Regions from separate parts of the Mus musculus genome. Here region 2 is linked to region 1. The links are chromatin loops, found by intact Hi-C in ENCODE. Cell type or tissue: heart. All regions are shown on one strand. Links, peaks and the distances in the headings refer to the core of each region. The heading gives the core; the rest is flanking DNA.

Region 1 (8,432 bases), core at 267-8,266:
AAGGGCTTTCCCACATTGTCAAGAGCATCTTGCAGATACTTATTCTACCCAATTTGAAAGGAAATCAGTTTATAAAGGAAATTTTGTCTAAATCCTTTTATCTTCGTTAAATACACACATTCCCCCATACACATACATACATACACATACATACCCCTCTCTCTCAAGACAGTTAATAAAAAGGCTATTTCCTGAAAATAGTTTTAGTGTACATATGAAATATATTTACTCTTATTAGAATGCCTTACTTCTTACCTATCCTTCGGCAGACATCAGATTTTAAAGTGTTAAAGACTTTATGTTTAATTATGTGTATGTATTTGTACATAGGTATGTGCACAAAAGTGCAGTTATCCTCTGAGGCCAAAGAGGGTACTAAGGGCTGGAGGTGGCTCAGGGGTTAAGCTTAGCACTTGTTTTTACAGAAGACCAGGGTTTGATTCCCAGCACCCACTTGGGCTGTTTACAATGCCTGGTAACTCCAGTCCCAGGAGACCCAATGCCATCTTCTCATCTCTGTAGGTACCAAGCATGCATGTGGTGCATATACCATATGTACAGGAAAAACACTCATATACATAAAATGATAAAATACAGCTAAAAAAGAAAAAGGAAAAAAAAGAGGGCACTGAATGCCCTGGAGCTGAAGTCACAGGTGGCTGTGGACCACTCAGTATGAGTGCTGACCATCAGACTCATCCTCAATGGACTTAGCTCCTAACTGCTAAGCCGTCTTTCCAACCCCTAACTTAAGTAGTTCTGTACATCACTATATAAGTAAACACTAGTTTTAGCCACAACATCCTAAGTTCACACTTTCTATATGATAGAGAGATAGGAGCTAGACATGATGATGCACACCTGTAATCTCAGAACATGAGGGATTAGTAGAGAGAGGATCGAAGGAGTTCAAGGCCAGCCTCAACTTACGCTACAACACAGCAAGTTCAAGGCTAACTTGGGTTACCCCAAACAATGCCAGGCATGGTGGCATAAACCTTCAATCTCAGCATTTAGGATGCAGAGGCAAGCAGATCTCTAGGAATCCCAAGCCAGTCAAGGCTACATAGTAAAACTCTGACAAAAATAAGCAAGCCGGGGATGAAACTTAGTCACAGAGAGTTTACCTAACACTGGTCAGGCCCTGTGTTCAATCTCCAATGCCACTGATCGAGAAAGATTTTTAGTCTAACATATTTTAAGATAACTTTAATTCATTAATTGATGTTACTAAATATTAAATATCATGCTATTGTGTCTTATTCAAAACAAAAACAAAAACTTGACAGATGTGCAGGCAAGGCTATAATTCCAGTCCACAGGAGACTGAGACTGAAGGAGGACTGCTTTCAGTTCAAAGTTGGCCAGATCTACAAAGCAAGAAACAAAACACATGAACATTTGTTTCTTGTGATACAGATTAACTATGAGAATATTTAGTGTATAATTAAATGGTTCAGAAACAATCTCTTAGAGAAAAGCCCACTAGAAGAACTCAAAACATACAGTGAATTACTTCTTACATGGCCAAATAATAAAAAGCCCAGTAAGATTTTTGTATAGACTGCATTAAAAGAAAAATTCTAGGGCTGGAGAGATGGCTCAGAGGTTAAGAGCACTGACTGCTCTTTCAGAGGTCCAGAGTTCAAATCCCAGCAACCACATGGTGGCTCACAACCATCCATAATGAGATCTGATGCCCTCTTCTGGTGTGTGTGAAGATAGCTACAGTGTACTTATATATAATAAGTAAATAAATCTTTAAAAAAAAAAGAAAAATTCTAAAGTTGGTAATAATTATAAATATATTTCATATTAACCTATCCAGTCATTTTTATTTCATGGTTTCTAAGTATTTGAAATATGCTCCTGCATGCTTTTTTTTATTCTGCATTCATTCATTCAATTTGGGGTGTTAAAAACTTAAGTTTAAAAATTCTTTCCAAAGCCGGGCGGTGGTGGCGCACACCTTTAATCCCAGCACTTAGGAGGCAGAGGCAGGCGGATTTCTGAGTTCAAGGCCAGCCTGGTCTACAGAGTGAGTTCCAGGACAGCCAGGGCTATACAGAGAAACCCTGTCTCAAAAAGAAAAAAAAAAAAAAATCCTTTCCAAAGGTGCAAAGAACATTTAAAAATGTGAATGTGTGCATAAAATATACTTGGTGGGCTCAGTGAGAGGACTCAGCTGGTAAAGATGCTTGCCAGCAAGCCTGATGACCTGAGTTCAATCCCTAGGACCCATCTGGTGGGAAACTGACTCCCACATGTTGTCCAATGACCTCCATAAGTGTGTGTGCTACCCCACTCCCAACATAAATATGTGCAATAGAAGCACGATACACTTAGTGGTTCTCAAGGTGTCTAGTCTAAAAGAAAGTCTAGGAGGCCTCAACCTGGATGCAAATAAAACTCCTGAGGGCTCTTCATCACAGATACATTCTGCACTATAAACTCAATGCATTTAAAAAAAAAAAACAAAACTGCTTAATGAGGCCATAATGACAACCATTTTTCTACTAAAAAGTTACAGGAATTCCACTTATAAGCACGAGCTAGCCTAGCCTAGCTGGTCTATGAAAAGGGCTAAGTGGGAAAGATCAACAGCCTTAAGTTTGCAGATAAGAAACTCCAACCCTAGCTTCTTCAAATACTCCTCCACCAATATGGAGGGCAAAATAAACTAGTGAGCTATATACATTTGTGTCTCCCTAGCATTTATCAAAAGGAGGGAATGTAGTGAAATGTTAAGCACTGTTAACAAACATCAAAATATTAGGGGTAGGACTCTCTATTAAAATGTCAAACTATCTATTCTGCAATAATTCTTTTCACTTTTGCTGGTTTTGATGACTGCTATCAGTTTTTTAAAAAGCCTTTTTTAAAAGTGTAAAATACTTTTTTCTAAGAAAAAAAGCTAGCACACTACATAAAATGTTAACAGGAAAAAAAATCGATGGTATTTTCAAGAAACAAAAAATTGTTTAAATAAACCTGCTTAGCAAAGTTTCGTAAATCTAATCTCTTGCGGATTATTCCGCTAATACTAATCAGCAACATGTAAAAGTCATTCTAAGTCACCCACGGTGGTGCATGCTTGTATTTCCCTACTCAAAAGACTGAGGCAGGGGAATAGCTGTAGAGGTTATAGTCCGATGAGTTTCAGGCCAGTGTGGGTCACAACTCAGATCCTTTCATAAAATAACAGTCATCGTAGTACCTAAAATATCACTATACACAAGGTACTCATCGTTTACTCTAAACTTAAAGTAGACCCGAACTCTGGCCATTTTCCCCCTGCTGGGCACACTTCGTGAAATACACAAGGGAGAAAAATCCAAGAAATCAGATAGGGTTAAGTGCTGGTACCTTCCTCTTCCAGAGTAGGGTCAAATGCGTGTCTACCCGCAAATGTCACTGTCGCCTCCAGAAGGCTGCCAATTCTCCTTAACTCTGAGTACAAAGAGGCCTGAGCACCGAAAACACCTGTCCCGAACAACCCAGAGGATAGTGATAAAAGCCACCGGACATATAGCCCCGGGGTAGCAGAGGTCCCAAGACCCCGGGGATGAATGCTGGCTTCGCCGATCTCTGCATCGGGGGTCTTCACACGCCTCTCTCGGCGACAACAGGGAGAAAAGTCACACCGGCCAGGACGCGCCCGCGCCCTCCCGGCTGCACTGTGCCACCTCATCCCGGAGGCCTGCCCTCAGCCGCCGCCCCCCGGTCACCGCCGTCCGGGTCGCGGCCCGGGCCCCGCTCTCTCAGGCCGGAGCTCCCCGCGCGCTCCCCGCCCCCCGCCGCCGCCCGCGTCGCGCTCCCCTCACTCAAGCCGGGCTACCTGGAGGCCAGGGCGGCGGAGCACTTCACCCAGGGCCCCAGGTCGCAGAGGGCCCGGTGCTCCGGGTCCCTCTCCTTCTCCCGCTCCACGTGGTAGGCGTAGATGGAGAGCAGGATCCCGGCGGCGCACACTGCATACCGGGCCACCCGTTCCCAACGCGGCACCGACACTCTCAGCAGGACGGGCGCCGCCATCTTCCCCCCTCCGCCGCCGCCGCCGCCTCCCTCCGCCTCCACCTCAGACGCCGCCGCCCGTCGGGGCCCGACCCAGCCGCCGCCGCTGCCGCCACCGCCTCCGCCGCCGCCGCCGCCGCCGCCACCACCGCCGCGCCCCATTGGCTCGGTCGCCTCCTCCGGGCCCCGCCCCCACAGGCGCGCGGCCCAACCGCCCCGAGAGGAGTGAGGCGGACTGGGCGGGGAAGGCGCGCGCGGACACAGAGGGAGGGGCGGAGCGCGCAACCGCCAGGGAGGCGGTGCGGCGCATGCGGAGGGCGGGGTCTGAAAGAGGGAAGGGCTTGAGGAGGGGCGGAGCTTGACCAGAATTGGGGCGGAGCGAGAAAGCCGCTCATAAGTGTGGAGGGAGGAGGCGGAGCGCGCAACAGCGGGGAGGTGGTGCGGCGCATGCGGAGGGCGTGGCTGACGGTGGGCGTGGTTTGATTTTAAAGGGGCGGGTGGGAAAACCGCGCGCGGGCGGGGAAGAGGCGGAGGTTGTAAGCAGCCAGGGTTGCGTGGCGCAAGTGAAGGGTGGTGCTGAGAAATGGGGTTCGTTACACTGGAGGGCGCGGTCAGAAGGGAGGCGGAACAAGGTGGGGCGGGAGCGAAGGGAAGGGGCGGAGCGCAAAAACTCTGGTGTGCTGGATGGGGCAGGGGCGTGACCAGGAAGGATGAGGGGTGTGGCCTAGGAAAGGGGTGAGGCGAGAGGTGGTTTGGCTTAATCTTAGGGTCTGTTACAAGGGATCGATTTCAAAGATACTACTACAATGCTTGACTGGGCAAGCCCTTGGCTCCTGGTAGCAATCAGTTGCCTTTCTGCACACACACACATTTCCGTCGTTATCACTTGATATTTCTTATCCAATCCAAATTGTCCCTGACCAATGGCTCCAGAGCTCCAGAGACACGTTTGTGTGACATGATCTTCCCCAGGCACCACCTCCAGGCGTCTTGTGTTCAACATGTGAGAAACTTTTTTCTTAAATGCGCAAAACTATTTTTACATTTAAAAAAACCTATTTTTAAATGGGTTCATGAATACTTCTCTATAATTTGGATTTGATGTGGCTTTAACATAATCCATACTAAAAGGATAAAAATGAACTTTAAAAAAAAAGCTCAAAAACTTGGAAAAAGGGAAATCAGAAGAAAACGAAACGTGAGGAGGTCATAGAGGCTTGCAAAATTGTTAAAATTGAGCCATAACTGATTCTGAGCTTCCTTGCTGTCAAAACTGGACAGGAAAACCCATGTAAGGATATCTGTGTCTACAAAGAAACAAGCTGTTGATGGAGATTGCTAGCTTTTGCTTCAATGCAGCTCTTAGGCTTTGGGGGCATCACCTAGTGATTTTGATTAATAAGTAATGTTCTTCAATTAATTATACAATGTTGGATAACAAATCACCCCAATTTTTTGCAGCTTTAAGCAAGCTAATAAACTGGGTGTCTGTTTGTTTTGTTTGGGGTTTTTTTTTTTTCATTTTCTCTGCGTCAGGAATCTTCCGGCTCAGTCTCTCCACCTTTCCCTCTCTCTTTCTCTTCCTCTCTACCTTGGATCAAATTAAGATGTGAGGCATGGCTGTAGTCATCTCAAACCCTGAGAGTCCTCTTTCAGGTTCTCTCCTATGGCAGTGAGAAGGCTGCAGGTCCTCCCTGGGCAGTAACAACAGCTCCAATTTACACCTCCAGAAAACACAGCTGGCTTCCATCCCACCCACCCAAAGTAAGGGGTTGAAGAAAACAAGTTTTAGCTCAACAGTAGAATACTTGACTAATACATGTAAAGCTCTAGGTTAAACCTCCAAAAAAGGAGAGAGAGGGAAGAGATGGGGTCAGAGTCTCTAAAAAGGACATTATTGATTTGTGTGTGTGTTCACATATGTGTGGGTACAAAAAAAAAATCGCTGACTATAATCGTCCCTGACTTACCTCCTTGAGACAGAGTATCTCACTGAATCTGGAATCTGTGGTTTGCTTAGCTAGGCTGGCTGGCCAAGTACGGAGGATCCATCTGTCTCTGCCTCCAGTGCAAGAGTTACAAGTAAGGACAGCCACAGACAACCACATTAAATAGGAGGAGCCAAAGATTTGAACTTAGGTCCTCACACTGAGGCAGCAAGCATTTTTACCGAGCCATCTCTCCAGCTTGAGTCTTTTGTTATTCCGTGATCAGAAACGATAGCCTATGACTTTCATACATTCTGTTACTTAGAAGGTCGTCGCACCAGGTGGTGTCATCTGCGCCTCAAGACAAGCACCCATAAATGCCTATGACTGAAGCTCTGAGGGATCCAATGACCTCTTCCGACCTCCATGGCCCAGACACATATGTGCATCTCTCTCTGTCTCTGTCTCTGTCTCTGTCTCTGTCTCTCTCTCTCTCTCACACACACACACACACACACACACACACGTACACTTTCGTAATTTTAAAAAAGGAGAGTATTGGACTGGCAAGATGGTTCAGCAGATAGGCTCAGCGGGTAAGAGCACTAACTGTTCTTCCAAAGGTCCTGAGTTCAAATCCCAGCAACCACATGGTGGTTCACAACCATCCATAATGAGATCTGACTCCCTCTTCTGGCGCTTCTGGAGCATCTGAAGACAGCTACAGTGTACTTATGTATAATAATAAAAAATAAATCTTTTTTTAAAAAAAGGCAGGGGGGGAAGTATATAGGACTTAAGTTCATCTGCTTGCTACTCCAAAGCTAATACTTGAGAGAAAATTGGTTGAAAGAAAACAGATTTAAGAGCAGAAGATGGCTGGGCAGTGGTGGTGTACACCTTTAATCCCAGCATTTGGGAGGCAGAGGCAGGCGTATTTCTGAGTTCAAGGCCAGCCTGGTCTACAGAGTGAGTTCCAGCTACACAGAGAAACCCTCCTGTCTGGGGGGGCGGGGAGCAGAAGATGACTCAGTTCCCTGTGGAGATGGGGAGAACCACCTGAAGGGACTCAGGACCGCAAAGAGTTGTTTATAGGAAAGAGGGAAAGAGACAGTGGGACAGTAGGCAGAAAAGCTACAAAGATCAGAGTGCCTCTCTTACTGGGCACTCCCCAACTCCATACCACCTGGAAATTCTTAGGCAGACACACTGCCTCTCTACAGGTTAAATTCTATAAAGGACCAATCAGTCCCTCAAAGGAAGAAGAAAGAGCTATTTCCAAAAGCAGGAAGAGACAACCAAAGAGACAAGGCAGGAGACCGGGGCTGAAGCATAGTCTGTGGTAGAATGCTCGACTAGCAGACACAAGAATGGCAGGTGCTCCCAACCACACCTGACTGCCACTTCTGAGGTCCGTCTATTTTTCTTCTTTTTATTTTTTATTTTATTTATTTATTTTTTTTTTACTGAAGCTGGTTCCCTGATTCTTTTTTTTTTTTTAAGATTTATTTATTTATTATATGTAAGTACACTGTAACTGTCTTCAGACACTCCAGAAGAGGGCGTCAGATCTCATTACGGATGGTTGTGAGCCACCATGTGGTTGCTGGGATTTGAACTCTGGACCTTCAGAAGAGCAGTCGGGTGCTCTTACCCACTGAGCCATCTCACCAGCCCCATTTTTCTTCTTTTTAAATCAGGTCTCACACATCCTAGGCTGGCCTCAAACTCACCATATAGGTAAAAGTGACCTTGAAGTTCTGACTGTTCTCCTCCACCTACTGAGTGTTGGGATTATGGGTATACACCTCCGTACCCAATTTATGTAATTCTAGGGATTGAAGTGAGGGCTACCTGCACACTGAGAAAGTGTTCTGCAAACCGAGCCACCTTCTAAGCCCCAGGTCCCTGTTTTCTGACAAACTCGGCTTTCTATTCCAAAAGGTCTTCTTTTACTTCGAATCCTTAGTCCAATATTCTCATGTTTGTACAAAGAAAGAGACGGTTGCCGGCTCAACTCTGCTCCAGAACAAAAATCCCAGGAGCTTCCTGCAGGCCCCTTCAATGACCTCAGGCTTGATATGCTGAGTTAGAATTCTGTGCTTTACCCCAACACTTTGAAAATAACCCCAGCAAGGATTGAACGAGAACTCTTGAGGTGGAGCAGTAGCTGAGATAGAAAGCTTTAGAAGAGAGTCTGTCCAAGGCTGCCCAGGTCCCTTTGGGAAAGCAGCCTATGGAGAGGGGACCGGTGTTATTCTCATCTTTGAGAAATAATTGGTTCTCTTATCATTCCGTTAAAGTGAGTACGGCTACATAGTAGGCATTGACACACCTGCAAACAGAGCACTCAGAAGGGTTAATGTGGGATGATTGTAAGTTCAGGGCTATCCACACTGTTTCCTAAATAAACCTCTTTTAAGAAAAAAAAAAGCCTGTACCATGATCTAATGGACATAAAGAATTAGGATTTTTTAAAAAAGATTTATTTAT
Region 2 (8,432 bases), core at 86-8,085, 230 kb before region 1:
TACACAGAGCACACATAACTAAAAAAAAAGATAAAGGCAGCCATCAAAGTATCCAGCATGGAAGGCAAGTGCCCCACCAGCAGTGACAGCCCAGACCTTCTCCTGTGACTTTAATTGAGACTCACTAAGTTGCCCAGGCTGGCCTGCTTTGGCAATCTTCTGCTTCAGCCTCCTGAGTAGCTGGGCTTACAGATTTGCTAGAACACAGCCTCTTAAAATGTTTTGGGAACTTTATTCAAACATTAAAAATAACCAGTTAAATAGTAATCAACGTGATAAGATCAACAGTCATTTCCCCTGTACACACTACTTCATACAGTGTTGTGAGCATTGGGCAAGATTTCCAAAATGGTTGGCCTTTTCCATGACGCTCTCAATGTTATTGGGGTGACTTTATTATCAGGCTAAGAAAGGCACTTGGCAGCACTTCTACTGATACATAGGTGTTGATTGCAGACATCTCTTCTAGAGATGCTTATCTCACAGCCAATGAAACGAGTACCAAAATTTAAATGTACACAGTCAAGATTTAAAATTCTATGGTATATGCCGGGCGTGGTGACGCACACCTTTAATCCCAGCACTCCGGAGGCAGAGGCAGGTAGATTTCTGAGTTTGAGGCCAGCCTGGTCTACAAAGTGAGGTCCAGGACAACCAGGGCTATACAGAGAAACCCTGTCTTGAAAAACAAAACAAAACAAAAAAAAAATCTATGGTATCTAGCCAAAGACTGGGAGAAGTCCAGGGATTACTCTCACACAGTCAGCAAGTACCCATGGAACCTATAAATACCCAATATGAATTGAGAGTGGAGAGATAAAAGTAGATTTCCTGTTAGTGGGAGTCAATCTTAGTAATGAGTACACGATTCAATTCAAATACTTAATCACCAGAAAAGATGGCCAAGAAAGACAGTCCCTAACCCAGAACTACCTTGGACACAATCATCTTAAACCATACAGCAGCCTCTGTGTGTGTGTGTGTGTGTGTGTGTGTGTGTGTGTGTGTGTTTGCTTAGAAGTTATCTTAACCTAAGGATGACTTTGCTTCATACCCTCCCGTGGCTCTGTCACCAGCACAGAAAAGCCCCACACCCAGGCATCTCTGCCCTTCAGCATTCTTCACGTAGCTGGGTGGTCTCTTCTCCTGGTCACTGCTCCCCAACACACACACACTCACCTGCCTCCAAAATTCCCACTCCAGCTCACTGGTTTGAACTGTTACACATTTTTCAACACTTTGGGAAGGTATTTATTTCCTGGTCCCTTCTTCCATCCTCCACACTTCAAAAGGTTGGCTGGTGCTCTGATCCTCAGGGCTCTAGCCTAGCACACACCATGATGAAATTCTGTGGGAGATTTTTGTTTTCTTTCTCTGTCGTGGTGGGGATAAAACCCAAGGCCTTGGTGCAAACTAGGCAAACATTTTACACCTTAAGGATCTCTACTGTCCACTATCATGTGCAAACTGGCACCCCTGGAGCCTGGAAAAGGGCATAGATCCCCTGGATCTGGAAGTTGGACAGTTGTGAGCTACCACGTCCAAACCAGGATCCCGTACAAGAGCAGCCAGATCTCTCAACCAGGGAGCTAACTCTCCAGCCAAGATGTTGTAAGCAAGTAAAGATTCAAATCCTGGCTGCACCTTAACCCTTTGATCAGGAACCACTAAATCTTGGAGACTCTTAAGAAGTTTACACACATGTCTTGGAGGTATACTGTCCTTTAAAGTGTCTCTCTCTTCCTTAAAGCCGGGGTTTAATTCTATAATAAAACTGTTTCTTAATAAACTCCAACTTCATTTCATCAAAGGCAAAAGGGGGGGCTGGGGCAAAATAAATGGCAAAAATAAAGTACTTGCCACACAAGCATGAGAACCTGAACCAGGTCCCCAGTCCCCACACCAAAAAAATGTTCCCTGTAGCTTGTGGGCTAGCTAGTAGTAGTCTAGGTGAATCCAGCTCCAGGTTCACTAAGAGCCTGTCTCAATGAAAGTCAAGGCTAGTATGACACCAAGGAAAATAGCTAACATTTGCTAACCTCTGGCCTCCACATGCACACACTGTGAACACACATACCAAAAGAAAAGACAGGCAAGGCAGTGGTCCACACCCGCAATCTCACCACTTGAGAGGCCTAGGCAGGCGGAATGCTCCAAGTTCAGAGTCTTGCCTGATCGCCTGATCTACACAGCCAAAGCTGTATTGCGAGACCCTGTCCCCCAAAATAAACACACAAATCAAAATAAATAAATAATCCCCCCAAACAGTAACTCTCAGAGGCTGAATAGAAACTGGGACTGTAGCTCAGTTAAACAGCCCCTATCTAACATGTGTAAACCTTAAAGTCAGTCATCACCAAGTAACAAGCAAGCTTCTTCTCCCCCCAAAACAGTCTATGTAGCCTGGACTGTCCTGGAACTCACTCTGTAGACCAGGCCTGTTCAAACTCATAGAGATCTGTCTCTGCCTCCAGCATTCTGGTATTAAAGGTGTGAGCCACCGCCACCACCGCCCAGTAACAAGCTTGACAAGACCATTTTATTTTAGCCTCTTCTTTCTTTTAACTGCGACTCTGGTGGGCGGGAGGATCGAATATTACTCTGTAGTATAGGCTGGCCTCAAACTCACTACATAGCCCCGTTGACGTCAAAACTCCCAAGACTGTTGTTCCTGACTCAATTTCCAAATACTGGGATGTCAGAAGTGGGTGACTAATTGGGTCTTCCTTTGAAAAGTAATTCTAGGTTTGTAGGTTAAAAGACCCAACAGTTAACTTCCAGGAGGTGGCAGGGGGTGGGGGGACCATAGGGGCTCTTACCACAAAACTAGGTGACGCTGTAAAACTTATGCCAGTGTCACATCTAAACTCCACAGACAGACCGAGCCTACCACATCCAGCAACACATTTCCCAACCACAGAGGTTGGTCATCAGCTCTGAGACACAGCCAGCTGCCAATGACCTAGTCTCCAAGGCGCTTCCCTCTATGGAGCCAACTTCCGCGAAGGGATGGAAGGACATCCCCTTGGCTCTCCCTTCCAGACAGCTCGGAATCAGGGACTGCCTTTATTATTATTTTCCATAAAAGGGTCTTCCTCAGTGGCAGAGGGCTGACCTCAAAACTCGCGGCAATCCTCCTGCCTCAGCTTCAGGACTTCTCATTCAGAGACACCCATAACCTTGGCCTCTAGCACCTGGGACGAGTATTCAAAACCCCGCGCCACAGCAGCCGCACCAGCCCCGGGACCCACGCGGGCTCCGGATGGGACCCGCCCGGCTGCAACCACAACTCCGGACTCGGACAGGATCGGAGCGGCAGCCGACGACCGGGGAGCGTGTCCTCCCGGGAGCCCGAGTCCCGCCGAGCTGGGAAGAACTCGGCCGAGCTGGAGAGGCCGAGAGCAGCAGCAGAGCTCCGGCGGCCTGGCCCTATGCGCCCGCCCGCCCTCCCGGCTGAGAGGCGGAACGGAGCGGCCCCGGTCAGCGCGCGGCCGGACACCGCCGCCGCCGCCCCGCTCCGTGTGGGAACGCGCCTCCGGAGCCCCCGTCCCTCCGAACCTGCTCCGCGGCTCCGCCGGCGTCCGACCGCCGCTCCCAGCGCCCCTTCAGTCACTCGGCTCCCTGCCCCGCCCCTGCCCCCGCACGCCCCGCCCCCGGCACCGCGAGCACGCGCGCGGTGCGTACGCGTGGCGTCATTTCCGTGACGCTTCGGACTTCCGGGGACTGGCTGGCGGCTGGCCGGAAAAGATTGCAACGCTCCGGAGGCTGTCCACCCGAAGGGGCAGTCCCTGAGGGCAGGGGACACCGAGTGACCGTGAGGCCCTCGCTGACGTGTCTGTGACTCGCGAGAAGCCGCGGTTTCCCCTGTCATTCCTCATTCCGTCTACCAGCTTCTGCTTGCATTAGCCTGAGGGCGACAAGGAGCCCCGAGGACAGCCATACACGAAACGGGACATCAAAGTCTGGGACCAGGAGACATCTCCCAGCGCTTAGCGAATGCGGCCGCCAGAAGGAAATACAAACACACCTTTCCCCTAGTGAGCAGTTAGCAGGGAATAGATAGTCAGGAAAAAGATCGAGAGGGAAAAGTTTAGCACATGACTGCCTGTCTGTAAAGATAGATAACGCTCCCACTGGACAGTTGACATGCCACCTCACTAGCTTTTGTTATCTCCCTGGGCCAAGAACCGTCGGGGTGGAGGAGATGAAGTTATAGGATAGGGGAGGAGAGAATTCAGAATGAACCCTACAAATGAGCAACCCAGAGTCCGTGAGACTGGCTCTCAGCTCTGGAAAAAACAAAAAACAAAAACAAAACACTGTTCCCAGCAGAATTTTTTTTTTAACCCCTGTCTCAATAAATGCCTGTTTTCACCTTTTCTGACTCTGCTATTTTGTTTTTCACTCCTGGGCACTCGTCCATAGAAAGAACCTGGTCACCTGGGCAGATGGCCCACAGAAATGAACACTCCTGGCTTGCTCTTTTTAAGAGCAGGACTTGAAACTGATTCAATTTAGGAGAATCTTAAGGAAATTGGTCCAATAGCAACTAGGCTGTGATCCCAGCCTGGCTAGGTGGAGACAGGAAGTTCAGGAGTTCCCATCTCTAGTGTTCTTGGCCTGGGCAAATATAAGGAAGGTTGTGGGGTATAGCTTTATAATGAGAGCACATGATGATGCAGGAGTTGTGAGAATAAAAGGATCTTTCATGACCCAGCTGTGCTTGGCACAAGGCTGTAGGGTGCCAGACAGGGTCAGGTTGGCCTAGGGAAGTGGCTCCAAGTTGGATGTTTAAGGTCTATGAAGATTAAAGAAAGACACAGACAAATGAGGTGAAAGCGAGTTTTATGAAAGAGGATTACAAGTAAAGAGGGCCAGAGAGATGTTTCAGTGTGTAAAAGGTTTCCCATTCAGGCTTGACAACCTAAATCCAAATCCTGGAACTGACCTGACAAAAAAAAGAAGGAGGGGATGGAGAGATGACTCAGTGGTTAAGAACGGTGGTTGCTCTTTCAGAGGAGCTGGGTTCGATTCCCAGCACCCACATGGCAGCTCACAACTGTCTGCAACTCCAGTTGCAGAGGATCCAATACCCTCACACAGACACACATGCAGTCAAAATACCAATGTACGTAAAATAAATAAATGGTTTCAACAAAAAGTAGAAGGAGAGACCCAACTAACAAAGATGCCCACTCACCTCCATGTAAGTATCATGGCATCCACACACAATAATCATAATGTAAGGAAACATGAGGAAGCCTCTCCTGTACATTTACTACTGAAGGGGGGAAAGCTTTTGGCATCAGTGAAAGATAGCTGGACAGTCAGGTTGGTGCCAACTGCCCGGGAGCTTGCTTCATCAGGTTATCTCAAACCGGATTGCAGACATCTTTGTTTCTCATCCCTGGTGTTCTTGGCCTCGCTGCTTGAACTCTTAGCATTCATTTAAAACATAGATACATATTTTCACAGAAATATGTGTGAACTATGGGCAGTTCCACCCTGAGCCCTTTTCCTTTCCTACCTACAGAAGGCTAGCTCTTTCTTCTGGAGGACCTAGGTTCAATCATCAGAATTAAAAAAAAAAAAAATTGGGGTATAGCTGAGACCTAAAAATTAAATAAGTTAGTCAGTGGGTTTTTTTGGTTTTGTTTGTTTGTTTTTGGAGTTTGTTTGTTTGTTTTTGAGACAGGGTTTCTCTGAATAGCCCTGGCTGTCCTGGAACTCACTTTGTAGACCAGGCTCACCTCGAACTCAGAAATCCGCCTGCCTCTGCCTCCCGAGTGCTGGGATTAAAGACATGCGCCACCACACCCGGCTAAGTTAGCCAGTGTTACACAGCATTAATAGTGAAGGCATGAACAGAAGCTAGTCTTAGTTCCCACTTCAAGACTGCTAGAGGCAGCAGATAAGTGTTGTCTACCTTGTGAAGTTCTCTAAAAACCCACCCTTGTGTTAAAGATTCTGTAGACTGGTTTTGGAGAGTTGGAATGTTATAGAGCCATATCTCAGACTGTCTTTAGGTCCGTTGAATATCCGTTTAAGACTCATTCTGTCTCTGACTTAACATCCTTCTGGCCAGCCGGAAAAATCTTTGGAATGCATTCTTACATTCCAACGGTGGTGTCCACCAATCCACAAGCCGAGAATGTCAACAGATAGCATGTGAAGCCTACAGCAGAGCTTCCCTGACTTTGTCCTAACTCCCTCTCTGTTAAGCCCCACCAATGTGTTCAGCAGTTGTGTTCACGTATGGCTGGCTCAGTGACTTTATATAAAAAGTTCACAGATCTGATGGCACATGCTTAGAATCCCAGTTCACAGGAGGCTGAGGCAGAAGGAACAGGAGTTGCAGCTGCATAGTAAGTGTAAGGGCAGCTTTATCTACATGAGACCATATTACATTATTTTTAAAAAGTTCACGTTGGCCGGGAGTGGTGGCGCACGCCTTTAATCCCAGCACTCAGGAGGCAGAGGCTGGCGGATTTCTGAGTTCGAGACCAGCGTGGTCTACAAAGTGAGTTCCAGGACAGCCAGGGCTATACAGAGAAACCCTGTCTCGAAAAACCAAAAAAGTTCATTTCACGCTGGGCAGTGGTGGCACATGCCTTTAATCCCAGAACTTGGGAGGCAGAGGCAGGCAGACTTCTGAGTTCGAGGCCAGCCTGGTCTACAGAGTGAGATCCAGGACAGCCAGGGCTACACAGAGAAACCCTGTCTCAAAAAATAAATAGATAAATAAATAAATAAATAATAAAAAAAGAGGTTGGTTTCATGACTTTTCTTGGGAAGGCATGACTTTTCACTCCAAATATCTCTCCAAATAGAGCACAGAAACTATACCACCCAAGTCTGCTTGCTGAACCACTGGGTTTAAATAGGGAATATTTACAGCAGCATGGACGATTTATTGATAGCTATGGCACTGAAGAGACCTCACTGCAACCCCCCGAACATTTTTTTTCTGAAAAGGTATCTGTAATATAACAGACTGGCCTCAGACTTATTATATAGCAGAGGTTGACTATGAAATCCTGATCCTCCTGCCTCCATCTCTCTTGTGTTGGGATTATAGGCATGGGCCACCACACACGGCTCTAGGCCTGTCCTTGACCGAGATTGGCATCATATATTACATCAAGTGCAATGTACTTCTTCCAAAGCCAGAACTCAGGGACTCAAGAATTAAGGAGACAGGACTCAGAGTGGGCCATTGAAGTTTGGCTTCTTATCCCCACAACCTTTAACTCTGTTGGCCTGAGGTCTTAGTTCCAAGAGGAGGGATGCTTCCACCAAGAGACACAATCATGATTCCCCTGAACCGGAGATTAAAACTGCCATTTTAGCCAAATGGCCCATACCTTTAATTTCAGCACTTGGGAGTCAGAAGCAGGCAGATGTCTGAGTTTGAGGCCAGCCTGGTCTGAAGACTGAATCCCAGGACAGCCAGGGATATACAGAGAAACCTTGAAGAAAGAAAGAAAGAAAGAAAGAAAGAAAGAAAGAAAGAAAGAAAGAAAGAAAGAAAGAAAGAAAGAAAGAAAGGAGGGAAGGAGGGAGGGAGGGAGGGAGGGAGGGAGGGAGGGAGGGAGGGAGGGAGGGAGGGAGGGGAAGGGGAAGGTTTTTTTGTTTTGTTTTGTTTTGTTTTGTTTTGTTTTGGGGAAGGAGAAGAGAGAAAGAAAGAAGGAAAGAAAGAAAGAAAAGGAAAGGAAAAAATAAACATATTCAAGGATGCTACACACACTCCAGTGAAGTTTGCTTGGCAGGCCAAGAGGCCTGGGAGCACTCACGAGGCAAAGAGTTTCACGGAAACTCACCTCCTGGAACTTTGGCGTTCTCATAACCCATATATTCATACCCTGTCTGTTAGTCTGGTGTATGGATCCACGTGCTCTCTTTTAGTATTATCTTATTATAAGTGCCTTTTAAGATTGAATTCTGACATAGCTAAGCCTTTGCCGGTGTTCCAATGTCCTAGAAAATGCTTGAAGCTGAGGAGCTTGGTAGAGACAGTAAAACTAACTAGGCATTACAAAAGAACCAAGCCAGAATAGCTCAGGGCTGGTTTGCAGAGTGCTCACTTGAGGCAGTAGCCAGTCTCACCCAAACACAATGGCCTAGCTAATAGGTGGGTTTACCATGAAAGAGCTAGGGAATCCCACTGAGATAGAAATCTTCAGTACAGGCTACATTGCATATTAGAAGCAAGTTGGTGAATTCTTCTGACAAATGGAGATTCTCCACAGATACTTAAAAGTTACACTCATACAAGAATTTATCAAGGCCTAGGAAATAGGGGGGTTGTGGTATTGCATTATTAATGAGAACTTCTGCTAGAGCAGAACCCCCTGGTGCTAGCTTTCACAAGGCTCAAGGGAGTAGCACTAATTGTGATTAGGCTGTGAAATCCTTACCTGTCATTAAACTGA

Evidence for each region. A loop is a pair of places that touch in the nucleus more often than their neighbours do. Peaks named below come from ENCODE experiments on the same cell type or tissue, not always from the same donor. Only the 100,000 strongest peaks of a DNase experiment are listed, where the experiment ranks them.
Region 2: it touches region 1 in a loop (2.8-fold over the local background); 2 of 42 quality-filtered maps call a loop at or near these places.

What each region holds. Positions count from the first base shown.
Region 1 is chr5:129,937,772-129,946,203 of GRCm38, reverse strand. It overlaps Vkorc1l1 (vitamin K epoxide reductase complex, subunit 1-like 1), which reads right to left and starts at 4,095. Exons shown (of 3, transcript NM_027121.4): 1 at 3,839-4,095. The coding sequence starts at 4,032. In heart, for the core only: a CTCF peak has its summit at 3,325; DNase peaks (open chromatin) are centred at 3,663, 4,463 and 4,643; H3K4me3 peaks cover 2,757 bases; H3K27ac peaks cover 1,860 bases.
Region 2 is chr5:130,167,021-130,175,452 of GRCm38, reverse strand. Rabgef1 (RAB guanine nucleotide exchange factor (GEF) 1) reads right to left here and starts at 3,634. Exons shown (of 9, transcript NM_001199059.1): 1 at 3,559-3,634. In heart, for the core only: no CTCF peak of the experiment used is centred there; DNase peaks (open chromatin) are centred at 2,982, 3,212 and 3,702; H3K4me3 peaks cover 2,846 bases; H3K27ac peaks cover 3,396 bases.